Regions from separate parts of the Homo sapiens genome. Here region 1 is linked to region 2. A link is a loop called in an ENCODE intact Hi-C map of the cell type or tissue named here. Cell type or tissue: heart right ventricle. All regions are shown on one strand. Each heading gives the region's core, and the rest is flanking DNA. Links, peaks and the distances in the headings are about the cores only. Region 1 overlaps LOC124903689 (a long non-coding RNA gene). Region 2 has its middle 280 kb from the start of N4BP1.

Region 1 (2,915 bases), core at 268-2,767, 460 kb after region 2:
ATGCCTTAGCTGTCAGAGCCTGCCTTTATTTGAAAATTTAATCTTGTTTCTAGGAGTCTAGATTAACTTATTAGATTTAGGCGTCCCTCGTGGGTCTCTGAGAGAGGAGGAGTAGATTCTCCTCCCTGCATTCGGCCCTGCACACCCGACAGTGAGAGCCAAGAGCTGGATGGGCTTCTCCATCCAGCACGCCCAGGCTGGACAGAGGCCCCCAACTCAGGCAACTTTGTCGGGTAACCGTGTGTCCAGGGAGTGCTTTCTTGCACGCTCCGTCTCCGGGCCAGCTTCCAGGACCTGTGCTCACTGCAAGGGACACCCATCAAGCCGGCCCTTTCTCAGAGGTTTTGGGGAGGCTTCAGGAAGGACCCCCAGTGGGGGCCCAGCTTGTCAACATGGGCTGTGCCAAGGAGTTCTGAGTTTCCTTCAGGTCTGTATTGTATCTTCCACCCCCTCAGAGCTCCCTCCCTACTGCTTAGACCACACGAAGCTGTGGGGCTGTGGGCAGCCAGTTCACTTCCCTGACCTTGTCTGCAGGTGGAGACAGTGGCAGTGCCCCTCCCGGGCTGCTGCGTCACTCAGTGTAAAAGCAGGGAGGCACTGGAGAGCTGCTGTCTGCAAGTTTGTTGCTACTTCAAAAGGTGCAGGTGGGCCCTCACCTCCTTTAGAGGTGAGGATGAGCTACCCAAAGTGAAAAGGAGCTTCTCAGCGTCGCAATGGAGTCACGGCCAGGCTGCCCACACCAGCCGTCCGGACCTGCACCAGTGCCACGGGGTCTGCCCCATCTTCTCTTCCCTCTCCTTCCCCTCTCCCTCTCTCTCCCTGTCTCTTTCTCCTCTCTCCATGCTATTGACTGAATGTTTGAATTCCCTGCAAATGCATTCCTAACCCCCAATGTGACTGTGTTTGGAGACAGGGTCTTTAGGAGGTAACTGAGGTTAAATGAGGTTGTAAAGATGGGGCCCTGAACCGATGGGACTGGGGTCCTTATGAGAAGAGGAAAAGGGGTCCCTCCCCATGGAGGGACGACCACAGCGAGGCAGCAGCCGCCCACACGCCAGAGAAGGGGACTCAGACGGAAGCCTTGCTTCACCGGCACCTTGATCTTGACTCCTAGCCTCCAGAATTGTGATAAATAAATTTCTGTTGCTTAAGCCCCCAAGTCTATGGTATTTTGTCACGGCAGCTCCAACAGATTCAGATGCTCTCCCTCCTCCCTCTCATTCCTTCCCTCCTCCGACTCCCCAGCACCAGAGGTCCCGGACTTTCCCGTTGCAATTCCGCCATCTGCTGGTCGGTCTCAAGATAGCAGGCAAGGTCCGTGCCTCGGAGCCGGTGTCTCCTCTAGGGTAGCCCAAGGCAAGGGTGGCCCTTCCACAGCCAGCACCCCACCCCCCTCCCAACGCACACACTCATACACACAAGCACACATGCAAGAGCACAAATGCGCATACTCATACATGCACACAGGCGCACACACACACACAATGCACACATGCACGTTTACACACACACAGACACACACACGTGCACGCGCACACTCACACTCATACACATGCCCACACACATTTACACTCACACACACATGCACATTCTGGCATATGTGAACACACAATCACACTCGCACACAGACACATGCACATTCTCACACACACATTCACACATGCAAACACACTCATACATGTGCGCACAAACTAATATACATGCATTACACAAACACCTATCACCCACTCCACTCACATATCACACACACACATCCCCAGCCAAGGATGAGCCAAGCTGGCTTCTCACCACCCCCTGGTTTGCCCTCCGTATACATTTCCCCAGACATCTCAATTCCTGACGAATGGGCAAAACTTTTATTGAGCCACGCGCTTCTTAAAGTCAGGACCACGGCCAACTCCTCTCCTTATCAACCCTCATTGCCCGCCCCACTCAGTGCCTGGCACGCAGTAGGAGTGCACCAAGTGTTCAATGACTAAAGGAGGCAGTTCTCTTTGGGGGACTGAATTGGTTTTCAACTCTTTGGGGCTGTGAGCTCAGAAGCAGGCATCTTCCTCCTGGTTGGAGCTCAGGCTCACAGGCAGGTGTCCCCACACTTGAGCCCCTGCACACAGCCCCAGGCCACCTAAGGGGTAACTGACGAGAGCATCATCACCTGTCTCATTAGAATGGCCCCAAACCAATCTCTGCAAACCAACTCTGAGTGGGGACACACATCTCTTGCTTTGTCACTTGGCAAAGCAACTCAAAGGGAAGGAAGACACAGTGGCTGTCTCCACAGTTCAGCTGCCTGGGAGGTGCTGTTATCTGATGGGCTAATGAAGATGGATCTATCCAAGGGGAGAGGGAACCCCAGCTTCACTGTGCAACCTTGAACCTCCTCTGTGGCCCTAGTTTCTAAATCGGCCCAGTGAGGCTGGGGAAGATGAGGCTCCCAGGCCTGGCATACTCAGCGCAGGCTCACTTCAATCTCTGGAGGGAGGGCCAGGCTGAGGGTAAGGAGAAGATGGCCCACCTCAGGCTCAGCCTCAAAAGGGGAGTAATGACAGGATCATGCACAGCAAGCACTGCCCATCTTCCACTGCCTGTGCTCTGATATGGCTCAGTACAGTGACCACGGTTACTGATGTTGTCTTTATTTAAAATTTTGAGGCCAGGCACAGTGGCTTACGTCTGTAATGCCAGCATTTTGCGAGGCTGAGGCCAGCAGATCACTTGAGCCCAGGGGTTCAAGACGACCTTCCTGAGCAACATAATGAAATCACATTTCTACAAAAAAAAAAAAAATACAAAAATTAGCTGGGTGTGGTGGCACACACTTGTAGTCCCAGCTACTTGGGAGGCTGAGGCGGGAGAATCACTTGAACCTGGGAGGTTGAGGCTACAGTGAGCCACATTTGTGCCACTGCACTGTA
Region 2 (2,915 bases), core at 185-2,684:
AATGTCAGGTTGACAGGGATTTCATTATCTGGGCTTACTGAGTGACAAAGGCTCAACTCAAACTGATGTAACATAAATACACACACACACACACGCACACACACACATTTTTGAGGGTGTTCATATGTCTGAATAATCTATGGGTAGAATTGGCTTAAGAACAATGGGCTCGCTGGGAGTGGTGGCTCACGTCTGTAATCCTAGCACTTTGGGAGGCCAAGGCAGGTAGATTGCCTGAACTCAGGAGTTTGAGACCAGCCTGGCCAACACGGTGAAACCCCATATCTACTGAAATACAAAAAAACAAAACAAAACAAAACAAAAAAATCAGCCTGGCTTGGTGGTCTGCGCGTGTAGTCCCAGCTACTTGGGAGGCTGAGCCAGGAGAATTGCTTGAACCTGGGAGGCAGAGATTGCAGTGAGCCGAGATTGCACCCCTGCACTCCAGCCTGGGTGACAGGTAACAGAGCAAGACTCCATTTCCAAAAAAAAAGGAACAAAGGGCTCAGAAAACATCCTTAGGACACTGTCTCCCCATCACTTCACTCTGCTTTCATTTGTGTTGGCTTCAATCCTAGGCAGCCTCCCTCCTTAGTGGGCCAAAAATTCCATCTTTTAGCTTAGCGCCCCAGTGAGGATGCATTTTTGTTCTGACTACATCACAGTGTGGTTAAGGACTGGGTGAAATGTGTGTGAAGGTGACTGTGAGGGAAAAGAAGCATAAATGTCCAGTGTTTAGCTGATTGGAGCTAGCTAATGAGAGTCTAAATGGTTCCCCTTTCATAGGTGAGGGGGGGAATTAAAGATACTGAGGGAAGACCCAGCTGCAGAGATCAGAGTGAGGGCCCAGCACACAAAGCCCAACGGGATGATTACAGTCCAGCCCAAGAGGCAGGACCCAGCACCCATGGGGCAAACCTGCAGCAATAAGCATGGCCATGTGGGTTGCACAGCAGCTGATTCAAGCCCTGGTTCATGTGTATGGTAAACACAGCTAGGGGCTCCTATATTGGGCTCCTCCTTCTCTAGAATGTGTGCTCAATCCCTGAGGGATGCCCTCCAATGGGCATGTCTGTATATCATTAGTCAGGGTCAAGGAGGATGTGTGATAGGTCTGGGTGGGAGTGGAGAAGGATTACCAAGCTGAGCTGTTCAGATTCCTCCTCCTGGAAACATGACACTTGGAACTGAGACTCAGAAACTCGAGCACAATCATTCTTTTATTTGTAGAATTTTATTGAGCACCTATTATGTGTCTGATATTGTTCTACAAGTTGGGGATTCAGAACTCTTCATGCCAACATAGATTTTAAACAAACACACACAAACACACACACATAAATAAATACAAACATAATTTCAGATGATAACTGCTATCAAGGAAATAAAACAGGGAAATGTGTTCAAGAATGACCAGGTGAACAGGGAAGACTTCTCGGAGAAGGGTCATGGAAGCTAAGTCCTAGATGAGGACTTAGTCATGGGAAGAACTGGAGAAGGGATTTCCAGGACAAAGGGGCAGAAAACCCCCTGAGAAGGGGACGTATGGCATTATATGGTATTAGAAGCAGGTCTGACATGGCTGAAGGGTGTTGAGCCAGGGAGACAGTGTTATGCCATGAATCTGGAGAGGCAGGCAGGACTGGATCTCATGGGGCCTTGTTGGCTGTAGCAAAATGTTTACCTTTTGTCCTACGGGCTCTCCATGGTCGGAGCTGAGTCCTGGTAAGGCCAGAGCCTTATAGAGAAGGACTCACTGCCACTGAGATCCCAGGAGCTGTCCGGGGTTCTGCCTTCCAGAGGTTGGTCTCCTCTGCGTGTCTGACAGGGTGATCCAGGTCCCTTCCCCTCTCCACATCCTCCATCAGACGACCTTCATTTAGGGGAAATGTCAGCCAGGTCTGGCTTCTGCAGGAGCCACCTTATTCTTCCTTCTGCTGAAAACATCTCATCTAGTGCACAAAGACATCTTTGGTCAGATTCCCTGAAATCAGAGTCTGGAATGGGAATTCTCGTGCAAGTGATTTACCTAGGGAGTGCACTCGGAAGAAACAGGTAAGGAAATGAGAAAGGCAGGATGGGGCAGGTAAAGAAGAAGAGATGTCATTCCAGCTGACATGGAGTCTCAGCTTTGTCCCTCCAGGAGGTCTTGGAACATGAATGGCCACAAGGAATTTTGGCTTTTGAACCCCTGTGCCAGGCACTACTCACAGGCCCCCTGCAGGGCAGAGATGTGGCTGGGACTAATTCCACCAGTTCCTCCAGGTGAGGTGGTTCCCATCAGTCAAGGGCAATCCTCCAGATCAGGGTACAGCTGTGAGTCCTTAGCACCCCAAACTTGCAGGGTACGTGGTTTATAACTTGCCCAGTGAAGGGGATGTGGATCAGGCACAAACAACATCTTATATAAGGAGCATGGCATGTTTCCTTGCATGGAAGCTTGAGGCTGGGCCAAAGACACAAGCCTCTCCTCTACAGAGAGGAGGTACCCCAGACCCAGGCTTTAGAGGCCAGCCGATCCTTGGACTCTACCTGTTTGTGAGCTGGAGGTGATACTGGGCTTACTAGCCCAGTTAGGAATGGGGAATGAAAGTAGGCCATGACCTGTGCCAAGAGCTCTGCAAATGACTCCATTTATGCTGCTGCCCAGACTACAGTGTCATGGGGATCACTCACCCCATTTTACATATGGAGAATCAGAGGTGCAGATAGGTGGTGTGGTTGGCCTAAAATCACACAGTTCGTTGATAGGAGAACCAGAACTTGAATTTAACAGACTTTGGAGCAGGAGTGACTGTGTCTATAGGAATGGGGCTGGAGAAAGATGAGAAAGAAGAGTGGCCTCATTTGATGAGGTCCTCTGGGGCCAGCCTTGTGCCAGTGCATCTTCCCTCCCATTTGGAAGGGCCTTCCAC

Evidence for each region. A loop is a pair of places that touch in the nucleus more often than their neighbours do. Peaks named below come from ENCODE experiments on the same cell type or tissue, not always from the same donor. Only the 100,000 strongest peaks of a DNase experiment are listed, where the experiment ranks them.
Region 1: a loop joins it to region 2, with 2.6 times the contacts of the local background. A loop is called at or near these places in 8 of 110 quality-filtered maps.

What each region holds. Positions count from the first base shown.
Region 1 is chr16:49,349,399-49,352,313 of GRCh38, forward strand. LOC124903689 (a long non-coding RNA gene) reads left to right here. Exons shown (of 2, transcript XR_007065068.1): 2 at 1-1,159. Among named protein-coding and RNA genes, the nearest start is that of C16orf78, 23 kb to the right of the region's middle. In heart right ventricle, for the core only: CTCF peaks have their summits at 1,286 (motif pointing left) and 1,495; a DNase peak (open chromatin) is centred at 1,303; H3K27me3 peaks cover 2,379 bases.
Region 2 is chr16:48,893,559-48,896,473 of GRCh38, forward strand. No RefSeq gene overlaps it. Among named protein-coding and RNA genes, the nearest start is that of N4BP1, 280 kb to the left of the region's middle. In heart right ventricle, for the core only: no CTCF peak of the experiment used is centred there; no DNase peak of the experiment used is centred there; H3K27me3 peaks cover 896 bases.